Linked DNA regions of Homo sapiens: region 1 is linked to region 2. A link is a loop called in an ENCODE intact Hi-C map of the cell type or tissue named here. Cell type or tissue: A673. All regions are shown on one strand.

Region 1 (8,000 bases), 170 kb after region 2:
CCAAAGTGCTGGAATTACAGGTGTGAGCCACTGCATCCGGCCATTTCTACTCTTTAAAAGTTTTTTTTTTGTAAATCTTTTGTAGAGATGGGGTCTTGCTAGGTTGCCCAGGCTTGTCTCAAACTCCTGACCTCAAGTGATCCTCCTGCCTCAGCCACTGAAAGTGCTGGGATTACAGGTATGAGCCACCTCGCCCATCTGTTATCTCTGTTCTCCCGTGGGGAGGGTGTGCAGTGGTGGGGTCTGCCTGGCAATGTCAGTCAGGGTTCTTTTTTTTTTTTTTTTTGAGACGGAGTCTCGCTCTATCGCCCAGGCTGGAGTGTGTTGGCGCAATCTCGGCTCACTGCAAGCTCCGCCTCCCGGGTTCATGCCATTCTCCTGCCTCAGCCTCCCGAGTAGCTGGGACTACAGGCGCCCGCCACCACGCCCGGCTAATTTTTTGTATTTTTAGTAGAGACGGGGTTTCACTGTGTTAGCCAGGATGGTCTCGATCTCCTGACCTCGTGATCTGCCCGCCTTGGCCTCCCAAAATGCTGGGATTACAGGCGTGAGCCACCGCGCCCGGCCGATGTCAGGGTTCTTACCACTCCCCTCACCCCAGCTTCTGCCCTGGTACACACACCTTCCATGAGGATCTCAATGACCTCGTTCACGTTGAAGCTCAGCTCGTCCACATCTTGGCCCACGTACTGGTATAGGGCCCGGCACCTGGGACCATGTGTCCGAGGCTGGGGCTTGGGTCGGCCCACACCAGGCACTGGCCGTTGCCCCACGCTGCGCTTCCTCTGCATGCTGTGGGCACAGGGGGTTTGAGTCACAGCCCCAGACACTCCCCTACCCCCTGCCCACCTCCTGGAGCTGCCCTCCCACCCCACCTACCCGGCCATGCCCTGGTCAGGCACGTTGAGGAATTCTGTGTTGTGCTCTGAGGGCGGACGTGCCCGGGGTCGTCTGCTGGCTCCCAGGGATGTGGACGGAGGGCCCCGGGGAGGCCTGTGGGTGCCCCCTCCAGACATGATCTCCAGGGGCAGGGGGCCCCCTCTGGCAGAGGGGGGCACCCCATTGCGATCCATGCCTGTGGCAGGAGCAAGGATGAAGACATGTATTAGGGTGATGCTAGGAGGATTTGAGGAGGACTTGGCTTCAAGTTCTCAGGCTGAGGGAGGAGACTGCGACACTCTCAACCCAGTGTGGTAAGGATTGGGCCAGACGGAGGGACTCTGCCGCTAGGAGGGCCTAGACAGAAGCTTTTTTAAGCATAATTTTAAAATTATTTTTTACTTTTTTTTTTTTTTGAGATGGAGTCTTGCTCAGTCGCTCAGGCTGGAGTGCAGTGGCGCGATCTCGGCTCACTGCAAGCTCCGCCTCCTGGGTTCACGCCATTCTCCTGCCTCAGCCTCCCGAGTAGCTGGGACTACAGGCACCTGCCACCACGCCTGGATAATTTTTTAAATATTTTTAGTAGAGACGGAGTTTCATCATGTTAGCCAGGATGGTCTCGATCTCCTGACCTTGTGATCCGCCCGCCTTGGCCTCCCAAAGTGCTGGGATTACAGGCATGAGCCACCGCGCCTGGCCAATTATTTTTTACTTTTATTTGTTTATTTTGAGACATGGTCTCACTCTCGCCCAGGTTGGAGTGCAGTGGTACAATCGTAGCTCACTGCAACTCTGACCTCCTGGGCTCAAGCAATCCTCCCTCCTTAGCCTCCTTTTAAGGGGAGCTGGGACTACAGGTATGCTCCACTATGCCCAGTTGATTTTTATAATTTTTAAAGTAGAGATGGGGTCTCACTATGTTGCTCAGGCTGGTCTCAAACTCCTGGCCTCAAGCAATCCTCCCACTTCGGCCTCCCAACATGCTGGTTTTACAGGCATGAGCCACTGTACTTGGCCTTATTTATTTTTTATTTGTTTAGAGACAGGGTTTTGCTCTGTGGCCCAGGATGGAGTGCAGCAGTGAGATCATAGCTCACTGCAGACTCCAACTCTTAGGCTCATGATATTCTCCCCTCTCAGCCTCCTAAATAGCTGGGACTATAGGCACACACCACCATGCCCAGCTAATTTAAAAAGAATTTTTAGGCTAGGCGCGGTGGCTCACGCCTGTAATCCTAGCACTTTGGGAGGCTAAGGTGGGCTGATCACGAGGTCTGGAGTTTGAGACAAGCCTGGCCAACATAGTGAAACTCTGCCTCTACTAAAAATACAAAAATTAGCCAGGCATGATGGCGTGTGCCTGTAGTCCCAGCTACTCGGGAGGCTGAGGCAGGAGAATTGCTTCAACCTGGGAGGTGGAGGTTACAGTGAGCCAAGATCACGCCACTGCACTCCAGCCTGGGCAACAGAGCAAGACACCGTCTCAAAAAAAAAAAAAAAAAAAAGGCCGGGCGCGGTGGCTCACACCTGTAATCCCAGCAGTTTGGGAGGCCGAGGCGGGTGGATCACGAGGTCAGGAGTTCCAGACCAGTCTGGCCAACATGGTGAAACCTTGTCTCTACTAAAGATAAAATTAGCTGGGCATGGTGGTGCATGCCTGTAATCCCAGCTACTGGGGAGGCTGAGGCAGGAGAATCTCTTGAACCCAGAAGGTGGAAAGTTGCAGTGCGCTGAGACCGCACCATTGCACCCCAGCCTGGGCAACAGGGCTAGACTCTGTCTCAAAAAAAAAAAAAAAAAAAAAATCTAGGCGTGGTAGCACACGCCTGTAGTCCCAGCTACTCAGGGGGCTGAGGCAGGAGAATCGCTTGAACCCAGGAGGTGGATGTTGCAGTGAGCCAAGATCATGCCACTGCACTCCAGCCTGGGTGACAGAGCGAGACTGTCTCAAAAAAAAAAAAAAAAAGAAAGAATTTTTGGTAGAGACAGGATCTTGCTATGTTGCCCAGGCTGATCTTGAACTCAAGTGATCCTCCTGCCTTGGCCTACCAAGAGTGCTTGGATTACAGGTGTGAGCCATCTTGCCTGGCCAGGAGTGGCTTTGCAGGGGCAAGTTTCCCTCCTCCTATCCTCTGTAGGAGAGCTTCTGTGGGTACGTCTTGGTGGATAAATAAGAGCTCAACGAATGGAATGGGAATTTGAGAGAGAAGCAGAGAAAACGGCCCAAAGGCCTGGAGGTAAGAATAAATTTTGTGAATTGGGAAAATAAGATGTAGTTTGAGGCCAGGCGCCGTAGCTCATGCTTGTTAATCCCAGCACTTTCGGAGGCCGAGACGGGCGGGTCACCTGAGGTCAGGAGTTCGAGACCAGCCTGAACAACGTGGTGAAACCCTGTCTCTACTAAAACGATACAAAAATTAGCCGGGCGTGGTGGCGGGTGCCTGTAATCTCAGCTACTCGGGAGGCTGAGGCAGGAGAATCGCTTGAATCCAGGAGGTGAAGGTTGCAGTGAACCGAGATCGCTCCACTGCACCCCAGCCTGGGAGACAGAGTTGGACTCCATCTCAAAAAAAAAAAAAAAAAAAAAAAGATGTAGTTTACAGGGCAGGAGTGTAGGGTAGGAGGAGAGAAGATGTCAGTGGTTAGCTGGGTTTGGGTTTTGAAGGGCTCTGAATGCCAAACTAAGTTTAGCCTTTATTCTGCGGGAGATGTGGAGCTACGGAGAGTCCTGGACAGAGAAGTGAGTGGTAAACTGTGTTTGTTAGATTTCGTTTGCTGAAGGTCTGGCTTAGGCCATGGGACCCACAACAGACAAGGGAATATAGCAAGGGACGCAGCTCCTCACCTCTGGGGGGCGCAGGGGCCGCCCGGGTAGGGGCTTGGGACGACCTCCGAGGTTTTCCCTTGGCCATTCCCTTCCGCGTAGGCTCTGAAAGAAGAGTGTCAGGGAGTTGAATGACAGACAGACCACGCTCTTTGCCCCGCCCACAAATCTAGTCCATTCTGAGGCTCCGCCGCACCCCGCCCCCTCAGGCTCTCCCATTAGCACCGCCCCTTAGGTACAGTTACACTGGCTCCGCCCACTAATTGGCCTCGCCCCCCAAGGGCCCAACACCTCACTGGCCTTGCTCTTTGGGCCCGCCCACTTTAGGTCACTCCTTCATCACTACCCAGTTCCAGGGTTGCCGCTCTGGCCGCACCCCTCTACATTTCTCGCCCCCGCATTGGTCATGTCTTCTCCTTAACAGTCTTTCTCTCTCTCTAGACCCGCCCCTTCCTTGCTGTTGCCCTCTCTGGTCCAGCCTGCTGGCCCCGCCCCACTATTTTGATTGGTTTCCTCCATGGCCACGTCCCTCCTCCACATTTCACGCCCACTAATTGGTTGCGGCCTTTGTTTAAAAGTCTGTCTCTCTGGCCGGGCGCAGTGGCTCACGCCTGTAATCCCAGCACTTTGGGAGGCCGAGGCGGGTGGAGCATGAGGTAATGAGTTCAAGACCAGCCTGGCCAAGATGGTGAAACCCCGTCTCTACTAAAACTACAAAAATTAGCTGGGCGCGGTGGCAGGCGCCTGTAATCCCAGCTACTCGGGAGGCTGAGGCAAGACAATCGCTTGAACCCGGGTGGCGGAGGTTGCGGTGAGCCAAGATCGTGCCACAACACTCCAGCCTGGGCGACAGAGTGAGACTCCGTCTTAAAAAAACCACAAAACTCAAAAGTCTCTCTCTCTCTCTCTGTAGACACTCCCCTTCCTGGCCTTCGTCCACTCTTAACCAGCCTCGCTGGCCCCGCCCCCTCTGCCCTAGTTCCGCGCAGACTCACTGGAGCTCTTGGGCAGCCCATCGCCCACGCTGACCGTGAGGGTCCGACCGCCAACCTTGAGCACTGCCAAGTCGCCGAAGCCGCGGGAGAAGGTGACGCTGCGGGTGCCGCCACCGCCCCAGCCCTCCTTCTTCACCCGAAACTGTAGTCTATGGGGAGAGAAGAAAGCTTGGGGGCGCTGGCTGAGGTCCCCCGCCCCACCCAACTCTCGCTGGTTGGGGCAGGGGCGGGGCCGCGGCCGGGGCCGAAGCGCAGTTCGGCCGGGTCGGTGGGGCGGGAGAGGGTGCGCCGCGCCGAGACCACCCCGAGATGGTGCTGGGGTTGGCGGGGCCGTACGTGTCGCTGAAGGTGAGGGGCAGGGGCCTCCGCGTCGCCTCCTCGAAGCGCTTGCACAGAAGGCTGACAAACTCGGTCTTGAAGACGCTCTCCAGGAAGCTGTCGGCGGCATCCTCTTGGAGGATGAAGAAGTCGTCCTGTCGCGTGCTGGGGAGGGGCGGGTGAGAGCGTCAGGTGGGACACAGGTGAGGGCGACAGGTGAGAGAGACAGATGAAGGTGGCTGAAGGTGGATTTAGGGAAGGGTCAGCTAAGGGCCAAGTCAGCGGTGACCAGGTAGGAGAAAAAGGGGGATGTGGCAAGGAGTGGAAGAGGTGGTTACAGAAGAGGGCCAGGTGAGGTCTAGTAAGAGGGTAAGGTGCAGGACGGAAGGATTTGGCATCTAAGGATCATGAGCATAGGGGGCAGGTGAACATGACAGGTGGGGCCAACAGAGGGCTACAGGCATGGCACCAGGTAAGATTGTCAGGGTAACAGACGGGGTCACTAGAATGAGGGCAGCCAGGGGACAGGTGAGAGTGACTGTGCGGCAGGTAAGGACCTGGCTTCACCTGAGGGAGACTCCCCGCAGAGCCTGGATGTCCACTTTCTTCTTCAAGACTTCACACACCTGGCCCTTCTCAGGTCCCTTCTTCACTTTCTCTCGCCCAATCACATACACACACTTGGGCGTCAGGATCAAGTCCCGCTTGATGGGCTGTGGGGATGCAGGATTAGAGGCTGATGCCTGTAGCCTGGCCAGCCTGGCCACAGAGGATCCACCCCAGGCAGAGGGGTGGTGCTGGCAGGTCAGGTGAGGAAGGTGGGAGCCCTCCAGGTGAAGGTGTATGAGTCGTCTGTTTTGTAGACAGGGTCTCACTCTGTCGCTCAGGCTGGAGTGCAGTGGTGCCATCATAGCTCACTGCAACCTCCCCCTCCTGGGCTTGAGTGATCCACCTGCCTCAGCCTCCTGAGTAGCTGGGACCACAGGTGCGCACCACCATGCCCAGCTAATTTTGGTATTTTTTGTAGATTCAGGGTTTTGCCCTGTTGCCCAGGCTGGTCTTGAGCTCCTGATCTCAAGCAAACTGTCCTCCTTGGCCTCCCAAAGGGTTGGGATTACAGGTGTGCGCCACCACGCCTGGCCATGAGTTGTTATATAAGAAACAGAAGGAGGGCTGGGTGCCATGGCTCACGCCTGTAATCCCAGCATTTTGGGAGGCCGAGGCGGGCAGATCATGAGGTCAGGAGTTTGAAACCAGGCTGACCAACATGGTGAAACCCCGTCTCTACTAAAAATACAAAAATTAGCTGGGCGAGGTGGTGGGCACCTGTAGTCCCAGCTACTCAGGAGGCTGAGACAGGAGAATCGCTTGAACCCAGGAGGATGAGGTTGCAGTGAGCCGAGATCCTGCCACTGCACTCCAGCCTGGGTGACAGAGCAAGACCCTGTCTCAAAAACAAACAAACAAAAAATAACAGATCAGGCGCGGTGGCACACGCCTGTAATCCCAGCACTTTGGGAGGCTGAGGTGGGTGGATCACAAGGTCAGAAGATTGAGACCATCCTGGCTAATACCATGAAACCCCATCTCTACTAAAAATACAAAAAACTAGCTGGGCGTGGTGGCACATGCCTGTAGTCCCAGCTACTCGGGAGGCTGAGGCAGGAGAATTGCTTGAGCCTGGGAGGCAGAGGTTGCAGTGAGCCGAGGTTGTGCCACTGCACTCCAGCCTGGGCGACATAACAAGATTCTGACTCAACACACACACACAAAAGAGCAAAACTCTGTCTCAAAAAAACAAAAAAGAAAAACAAAAAAGAAACGAGGTCAGATGGGAATGTGTTGGTTGGTTGGTTGGCTAGAAAAGGGTGTTTGGGTCAGTGAACAGGTGCTGGGTAGGTAAGGCACCTGCTGGACATGGGTTCCCGGGCCAGATGAGAACACTTAGACCAGGTGAAAGTACTTGGGTCATGTGACTGTAGCCAGCTCAGGTAAAGGTATTATGGTTCAGGTGAGGGTGTACAAGTCAGGTAAATAGGAGTATCTGGATCATGAGAGGAAGTGAGCGGGTGTGTATCTGAACTCTATGAGTTTGTACAGGAAGGCAGGTGAGGGTGTACCTGGTAGAAGGGTGAATGTGCAAGCCGGTTGAGCTGGCCTGCGGTCAGAGTTCTCTGGGTCTAGTGGGGATACCTGTCTCAGTGAAAACATTTAAGGTGATGGTATACAGGTCACCTGAGAGGGCATACCTGCCACACAGACCTGTCCAAAGCAGGTGGGTGGATCAGGTGAAGGTACCCAATAATGTGTGTCTGGTATGTGAAGTTGTACAGATCATGTGAGGAGGCACCTGCCACATAAACTTGTCCAAGGTAGGTGAGGGTGTCCAGGCCATATGAGACTATCCATCCAGGTAAAGATGGTATATAGGTGATCTCAGTGTGTACCTGCCACACATAGGCCTCTCTAAGGTGAGGGTAGGGTGAGTTACTGGGCTAGGTGACTCTCTGGGACATGAGATATGGGTCAAGTGAGTGTGTACCTGGCCCGCCCAGGTACAGGTGACGGTAAACAGGCCAAGTCTGGGTGTACCTGTGGACAGGAGAGTCCAGGCTAGGTGATTAGAGTACACGTAGGTTCAGGGCTGTCTGGGGCAGAAGAGGATGTGTCTGTTGGTGGAGGTGCCCAGCTGTCTATGCCAAGCATGAATGCACGGGTCAGGTGATGTATCCCTGTAGAGAGCATGTACCTATGGACTAGGCTGCCTGGGCCAGGTGAGAGTGTACCTGTGGACAGGTGTGTCTGGGCCAGGTGAAGGTATATCTAATTTCCAGGTTGAAGGTAGAGTGTACCTAATGGATGGGTGTGTCTAGGATAGGCAAGGGTGGCCTCGTGGTTGGGGCTTCTAGACAAGGTGAATGAATGTGTGATTGTTGAGAGATGCATCTGGCCAGGTGAGGGTGTATCTGACAGGTGTGTCTGGG
Region 2 (8,000 bases):
TAATTTTTTTTATGAGATGGAATCTCGCTCTGTCACCCAGGCTGGAGTGCAGTGGCACAATCTCAGCTTACTGCAACCTCTGCCTCCCAGGTTCAAGTGATTCTCCTTCCTCAGCCTCCCTAGTAGCTGGGATTACAGGCTTGTGCCACCACGCCTGGCCATTTCGTCCTTATTTGTTAGTTGAATTCTTTTTTTTTTTTTTATGCAAGATACTTCTTCTTATGTACTATCTGGTTTTCCAGTGACACTTTTAGAGAAGAAAGGCAAGATAAAAACCTGATTATTGGCCAGGTGCAGTGACACATTCCGGTAATCCCAGCACATTGGGAAGCTGAGGCAGGAGGATCGCTTGAGCCCAGGAGGTCGAAGTTGCAGTGAGCCATGATTGAGCCACTGTACTGCAGCCTGGGCAACAGAGTGAGACCCTGTCTCATAACATAAAATCATTATGGCTGGCACAGTGGCTCACGCCTGTAATCCCAGCACTTTAGGAGGCTGAGGCGGACAGATCACTTGAAGCCAGGAGTTCGAGACCAGCCTGGCTAACATGGTGAAACCCTTCCTCTACTAAAAACACACAAAAAATTTAGCCAGGCATGGTGGTGCATGCCTGTAGTCCCAGCTACTCCAGAGGCTGAGGCATGAGAATCACTTCTCTTGAACCCAGGAAGCAGAGATTGCAGTGAGCCAAGATCACACCACTGCACTTCAGCCTGAAAGACAGAGACTCTGTCTCAAAATAAAAAAGAAGAGAAAGGTAGGAGGGTCAGAGTTATAGAAGGTGTTATGATGGAAGCAGAGGGGTGTGTGTTTGTGTGTGTGTGTGTGTGTGTGTGAGAGAGAGAGAGAGAGAGAGAGAGACAGAGAGAGAGAAAAGGAGATTGGAAATTGCGGCCAGAGTGGTGGCTCATGCCTGTAATCCCAGAATGTTGTGAGGCTGAGGCAGGCGGATCACTTGAGTTCAGGAGTTCGAGACCAGCCTGACCAATATGTTGAAACCCTCGTCTCTACTGAAAATACAAAAATTGGCCAGGCGCGGTGGCTCACGCCTGTAGTCCCAGCACTTTGGGAGGCCAAGGCAGGCGGATCACGAGGTCAGGAGATTGAAACCATCGTGGCTAACACGGTGAAACCCCGTCTCTACTAAAAATACAAAAAATTAGACGGGCGTGGTGGCGGGTGCCTGTAGTCCCAGCTACTCAGGAGGCTGAGGCAGGAGAATGGCATGAACCCGGGAGGCGGAGTTTGCAGTGAGCCAAGATCGCACCACTGCACTCCAGCCTAGGTGACAGAGCGAGACTCCGTCTCAAAAAAAAAAAACAAAATTTAGCTGGGCATTGTGGCGTGCGCCTGTAATCCCAGCTCTTCAGGAGGCTGAGGCAGGAGAATCACTTGAACTCAGGAGGCAGAGGTTGCAATGGGCTGAGAGTGCAGTATTGCACTCCAGCCTGTGGTGGTGGGCGCCTGTAATCCCAGCTACTCAGAATCCCACCACAGGTGCTCAGCACACAGTAGACACTCAATAAATTTTCACTGAATGGAAAGATTGAAAGGTGATTTCAAGCTCCCTGCAGACCAAGAATTTCTGAAGAGTATTCCTGCCTAGCTAGCCAGTGGGGAGAGGTATAAGAAAGAAAAGGGGCCGGGCACGGTGGCTCATGCCTGCATGCCCAGCAATTTGGGAGGTTGAGGTGGGCGGATCACCTGAGGTCAGGCGTTGGAGACCAGCCTGGCCAACATGGCGAAACCCCATCTGTACTAAAACTAAAAAATGTATCCGGGCATGGTGCTGTGCACCTGTAATCCCAGCTACTCAGGAGGCTGAGGCAGAGGTTTCAGTGAGCGAAGATCGCGCCACTGCACTCCAGCCTGGGTGACAGAGCGAGACTCTGTCAAAAAAAAAAGAAAGAAAGAAAAGAGAGACAAAGAAAGAAAGAAAGAAAGAAAGAAAGAAAGGAGGGAGGGAGGGAAGGAAGGAAGGAAGAGAGAAAGGGGGGAAAAGAAGAAAGAAAAAGAGGGAGGGAGGGAAAGAGAAAGAAAGAAAAAGAAGGAAAGAAAAAGGAAGAAAGGAGGGAGGGAGGGAAGGATGGAAGGAAGAAAGAGAGAAAGAGGGGAGAAAAGAAAGAAAGAGAGAGAGGGAGGGACGGAAATAGAAAGAAAGAAAGAGAAAGAAAGAAAGAAGGAAAGAGAAAGAAAGAAAGAAAAGGAATTTTGCTTGCGTGGGTGAGGAAGATGCTCTTAGACCTCTTAAACAACTTCCCTCCTCCCCCACATTCCTAATACCCTGGGTGTTCATGGTAGAAAATGTGACCCTTCTCTCTCCCACCCTGTCCCAGGCTGAGGCTTGAGTCAGAAAAGAAAAGAGAGAGGGAGGAGGTTCCCGGGCACTCCAGAATACATTGAACCCCTTGGGAGCCACTTTCAGCTCCTTTGCCATTTTAGGGGCCTCCTGGAAACTCCAAGGCACCCCTGCCCCCATCTGGAATGCTTAACTGCCCAGAGAGACTGCGCCTGTCTCTGAACAGTTTTTTTTTTTTTTTTTTTTTTTTTTTTGAGACAGTCTCGCTCTGTCGCCAAGGCTGGAGTACAGTGGCGCGATCTCAGCTCACTGCAAGCTCCGCCTCCCGAATTCAAGCAATTCTTCAGCCTCAGTCTCTCCAGTAGCTGGGATTACAGGCACCTGCTATCAGCCCAGCTAATTGTTTGTATTTTTAGTAGAGACAGGGTTTCACCATGTTGGCGAGGCTGGTCTCAAATTCCTGACCTCAGGTGATCCGCCCACCTCTGCCTCCCAAAATGCTGGGATTACAGGCGTGAGCCATTGTGCCCGGCCTGTCTCAGAACATTGACACCCCTGACATGAGAGCTAATTGGCCCCAGTCAGGAGCTTCAAAAGACAGCATTGGCCAGTTGTGGTGTGCATGCCTGTAATCCTAGTGCCTCGAGAGGCTAAGACAGGAGAATTGCTTGAGGCTGAGAGTTTGAGACCAGCCTGGGCAACAAAGCAAGACCCTGTCTCTAGAAAATTTATTTATTTATTTTTGAGACAGAGTCTTGCTCTGTCGCCCAGGCTGGAGTGCAGTGGCGCAATCTCGGCTCACTGCAAGCTCCGCCTCCAGGGTTCAAGCAATTCCCCTGCCTCAGCCTCCCTAGTAGCTGGGATTACAGGCACCTGCCACCATGCCTGGCTAATTTTTTGTATTTTTAGTAGAGATGGGGTTTCACCGCATTAGCCAGGATGGTCTCCATCTGCTGACCTCGTAATCCACCCGCCTCGACCTCCCAAAGTGCTGGGATTACAGGCATGAGCCACTGCACCCAGCAGACATTTTTAAAAATTAGCTGGGGATGGTAGCATGTTCCCGTAGTCCCAGCTACTCAGGATGCTGAGATGGCAGAATTGATTGAGCCCAGGAATTTGAGGCTACAGTAAGCTATGATCACGCCACTGCACTGCAGCCTGGGCCAAGAGCAAGACTGTCTCAACCGGGGTGCAGTGGCTCACGCCTATAATCCCAGCAATTTGGGAGGCTGAAGCGGGTGGATCACTTGAAGTCAGGAGTTTGAGACCAGCCTGGCCAACATGGTGAAACCTCATCTCTACTACAAATACAAAAGTTAGTCGGGTGTGGTGGCGTGCGCCTGTAGTCCCAGCTACTTGGGAGGCCAAGGCAGGAGAATCCCCTGAACCCGGGAGGTGTAGGTTGCAGTGAGCCGAGATCGCGCCACTGTACTCCAGCCTGGGCGACAGAGCGAGACTCTGTCTCAAAAATCATCATCGTCGTCATCATCTCCACTTCCCCCTTGATTTACTCAGTCTTCTCGAGCCTCCCACAGCGGGCGGGCAGCCGCCAGGAGGCCTTGAACTTCCTCTCAGGCGCCTGGGATCAGCGGGAAAGGAGCGCGTCTGAGCGGCCAGAACAGCTGCTCTCGAGTTCACCACCAGAGGGCGCTGCTATCTAGGGTAAACCCCCCGGGGCCGCGGTTGTCAAACCGGGTATATACAGAGAAGGAATTTTCGGGGTGGGGGGTAGTGGGGGAATCTATCTCTAGCTTTTTCTTATTGTTGTAAAAATAATTTCCCAAAAATAAAAATAGGCTGGGCGCGATGGCTCACGCCTGTAATCCCAACACTTTGGAAGGCCGAGGCGGGTGGATCACTGGAGATCAGGAGTTCAAGATCAACATGGTGAAACCCAGTCTCTGCTAGAAATACAAAAATTAGCCGGGCATGGTGGCCAGCAGCTGTAATCCCAGCTACTCAGGAGGCTGAGGCATAAGAACCCCCTGAAGCTGGGAGGCATAGGTAGTAGTAAGTCGAGATCGCCCCACTGCACTCCAGCCTGGGTGACAGAACAAGACGCTGTCTCAAATAAATAAATAAATAAATCGTAAATTACAAAACAATGACAAGCTTTAAAAATAGGCCAGGTACGGTGGCTCACGCCTGTAATCCCAGCACTTTGGGAGGCCGAGGCGGGCGGATCATGAGATCAGGAGATCAAGACCATCCTGGCTAACACGGTGAAACCCCATCTCTACTAAAAATACAAAAAATTAGCTGGGCCTGGTGGCGGGCACCTGTAATCCCAGCTACTCGGGAGGCTGAGGCAGGCGAATGGCATGAACCCAGGAGGTGGAGCTTGCAGTGAGCCGAGATAGTGCCACTGCACTCCAGCCTGGGCGACAGAGTGAGACTCCGTCTCAAAAACAAAACAACAACAAAATTAAATGAAAAATAAAATAAAAGAGGTCACGGTTTTGGGCACCGTTAATTCCAGCTAGTGAGCAGGCTGAGATGGGAGGATTTCTTGGGCCCAGTAGTTCCAATCCAGCCTTGGCAACACAGCAAGACATCCCACCACCACCCCACGTGCCCTCCCCCGCCACCGTCTTAAAAGACAGAAAGAGAGATTCAATGGTTTGGAACTAAAGAGAACTAGGTTCAAATCTTTTTTTTTATCTCTTTTTTTGAGATGGATTCTGGCTTTGTCACCCAGGCTGGAGTGCAGTTGTGCGATCTTGGCTCACTGCAGCCTCTGCCTCCTAGGTTAGAGCGATTCTCCTGCCTCCGCCTCCCAAGTAGCTGGGAGGTAGCACTCACCACCATGCCCAGCTAATATTTTGTATTTTTAGTAGAGAGAAGTTTTCACCAGGTTGGCCTGGCTGGTCTCAAACTCCTGATCTCAGGTAATCTGCCCACCTCAGCCTCCCAAATTGCTGGAATTACAGACATGAGCCACCACGCCTGGCCTAGGTTCAAATCTTGACCCTTCTGAGCTGTGTGACTTTGTCCAAATTCCTAAAGGTCTCAGAAGCTCAATTTATCTCCTTTCAGGGACCGACTTGAGGTTGAGATAAAATGGATTACACAAGTGTCTGATGGTGTAAAGGTGGCACTAAATAAATGTACGCTGCTACAGTTATTATTTCCTTAGTGACTTCATAGCTGTCTGCCCTGCAATGTACAAGTTCCCAGACTGGAAGGAATTATGGGGAAAAGCTAATAGGGGAGGGTGGAAAGGCAACCCCGTTCCCTTCTGAGCACCAGCCCAGATTCTGAGTCATCCTTTCTGCCCTGAGTGTTTGAGGTCCTGCTCTTGGGCTGACCTTTCTTGGTGACCTGGATGTGAGTACAGTGTGGCAGGAAGACTGTGGTTAGTTGCTGGGGGCGGTAGAGGCCAGTCACTGGACACGATGTGCCATTACATAGTCCTAACAACCTTGTGGGCTTGTCTGAGAAGAATCCTGCATGTCTCAAGCCAGAGAGAATTTTTCATGCTCTTCCTTGAACCTGAGTCATCTATTTCCTGTACACTTTGTCTAGGACTCTGTCAAGCATCTCTCAGTCTTAGGACCCCTGCTCCAGGAATCCTTACCTAATGGGATTGACATCTTTTCTATACTCTTCTAGGCCTGTGTGCTTACCCCATTGCAGCATTGACCATCTAGGATTCAACTTATGTAGTTAAATCTTAGCACCATTCATGGTGCCAATGAGCAAACAGATATCATGTGCCTCCTGATATCATACACTGAGAAGGACACAACATCACTGCCAAAAATACATAACAGGCACCTTAAGGGGAAGAAACATCTGCATCAGACAAATGCAAAATGGAGGACGTGCTACAAAAAACCGGTGTGTACATCTCGAAAATATCAGTGTTTGGCCAGGCATAGTGGCTTATGCCTGTTGTCCCAGCTACTCAGGAGGCTGAGGTGGGAGGATCACTTGAGCCCAGGAGGTTGAGGCTGCAGTGAGCTGTGATCTCACTGCTGCACTCCAGCCTTGGTGACAAAGTGAGACCGTGTCTCAAAAAATGCCAGTGCCCTGCCTGGTATAGCGAATGCACCTGTATTCCCAGTTACTCAGTAGGCTGAGGCAGGAAGATTGCTTGAGTCCAGATTTGAGACCAGCCTCGGCAACATAACAACGACCCTGTCTCAGATTAAAAAAAAAAAAAAAAAGGACCAACAGGATATGACAATGAAATGCAGTGGATGATTCTGGATAGGGTCCTGCTCATAAAAAACATGGCTGTGAGGCCGGGCGCGGTGGCTTACGCCTGTAATCCTAGCACATTATAGTGTATCCGGGAGGATCATGAGGTCAGAGTTCGAGACCGGCCTGACCAACATAGTGAAACCCCATCTCTACTAAAAATACAAAAATTAGCTGGGCATGGTGGCGTGTGCCTGTATTCCCAGCTACTCAGGAGGCTGAGGCAGGAGAATTGCTTGAACCCAGGAGGCTGAGGTTGTGGTGAGCTGAGATCATGCCACTGCATTCCAGCCTGGGCAAAAGAGGGAGACTCAGTTTTTTTTAAAAAAACAAAACAAAACAAAAAACAGCTGTGGCCAGGCACAGTGGCTCATGCCTGTAATCCCAGGTCTGTGGGATGCCGGGGTGGGAGGATCGCCTGAGTTCAGGAGTTCAAGTTTGAGACCAGCCTGGGCAATGTAACTAAACCCTGTCTCTACCAAAAAATACCAAAATTAGCCTGGTGTGGTGGCATGTGCCTGTAGTCCCAGCTGCTCAGGAGGCTGAGGCAGGAGGATCACTTGAGCCCAGGAGTTGGAGGCTGCAGTGAGCTATAATCGCACCACTGCACTCCAGCCTGAATGACAGAGTGAGACCCTGTCTCCAAAACAAAGGAAAACAAACAGAAACACAAACCACAGCTGTTCAGGTCATGCTTGACACAATTGATGAAACTGGAATATGGACCATAGATTAGATAACAGTACTATGTCAGGGTCAAATTTCCTGAAATTGCTAGCTGTACCACGGTTATATAAACACTTTTTTTTCTTAGTAAAGGGCAAAAGGCACACGTTATGTGTGCAATATATCCTTAAGTGGGTCAGAAAAAGAAGATGTACAAAAAAGTGTGTATTATCTCACCCTGCATGAGTGTATTATATAAATATATAAGAATACGTCTCTATGTGAGTGTATTTTATCTATCTATGCACTTATGCACTTATGTATTACGTATACGTGTGTGTGTGTTGTTGTTGTTTTGTTTCTTGTTTTTTTTGTTTTTGAGACAGAGTCTCGCTCTGTTGCCCAGGCTGGAGTGCAGTGGCCTCATCTCGGCTCACTGCAAGCTCCACCTCCTGGGTTCACGCCATTCTCCTGCCTCAGCCTCCTGAGTAGCTGGGACTACAGGTGCCTGCCACCACGCCTGGCTAATTTTTTGTATTTTTAGTAGAGACGGGGTTTCACCATGTTAGCCAGGATGGTCTCGATCTCCTGACCTCGTGATCCACCCGCCTCGGCCTCCCAAAGTGCTGGGATTACAGGCGTGAGCCATCGCGCCCGGCCTTTTTTTTTTTTGAGATGGAGTCTTGCTCTGTCACCCAGGCTGGAGTTCAATGGCGCAGTCTTAGCTCACTGCCACCTCTGCCTTCCAGGTTCAAGCGATTCTCCTCCCTCAGCCTCCCGAGGAGCTGAGTTTACAGGCCTGAGCCACCGTGCCAGACCTCTTTTTTTT

Evidence for each region. A loop is a pair of places that touch in the nucleus more often than their neighbours do. Peaks named below come from ENCODE experiments on the same cell type or tissue, not always from the same donor. Only the 100,000 strongest peaks of a DNase experiment are listed, where the experiment ranks them.
Region 1: it touches region 2 in a loop (4-fold over the local background); 5 of 110 quality-filtered maps call a loop at or near these places.

What each region holds. Positions count from the first base shown.
Region 1 is chr19:8,521,755-8,529,754 of GRCh38, forward strand. It overlaps MYO1F (myosin IF), which reads right to left. Exons shown (of 28, transcript NM_012335.4): 22 at 5,584-5,729; 23 at 5,035-5,181; 24 at 4,699-4,847; 25 at 3,725-3,808; 26 at 880-1,075; 27 at 623-792. LOC124904633 (a long non-coding RNA gene) reads left to right here and starts at 4,691. Exons shown (of 3, transcript XR_007067131.1): 1 at 4,691-4,790. RefSeq lists enhancers at 923-1,422, 3,999-4,974 and a silencer at 3,879-3,958. In A673, a CTCF peak has its summit at 3,699 (motif pointing right); DNase peaks (open chromatin) are centred at 4,047, 4,657 and 5,097; H3K4me3 peaks cover 1,746 bases; H3K27ac peaks cover 1,756 bases.
Region 2 is chr19:8,350,189-8,358,188 of GRCh38, forward strand. No RefSeq gene overlaps it. Among named protein-coding and RNA genes, the nearest start is that of ANGPTL4, 10 kb to the right of the region's middle. RefSeq lists an enhancer at 3,941-4,020. In A673, a CTCF peak has its summit at 3,946 (motif pointing right); DNase peaks (open chromatin) are centred at 2,413 and 3,893; H3K4me3 peaks cover 507 bases; H3K27ac peaks cover 1,108 bases.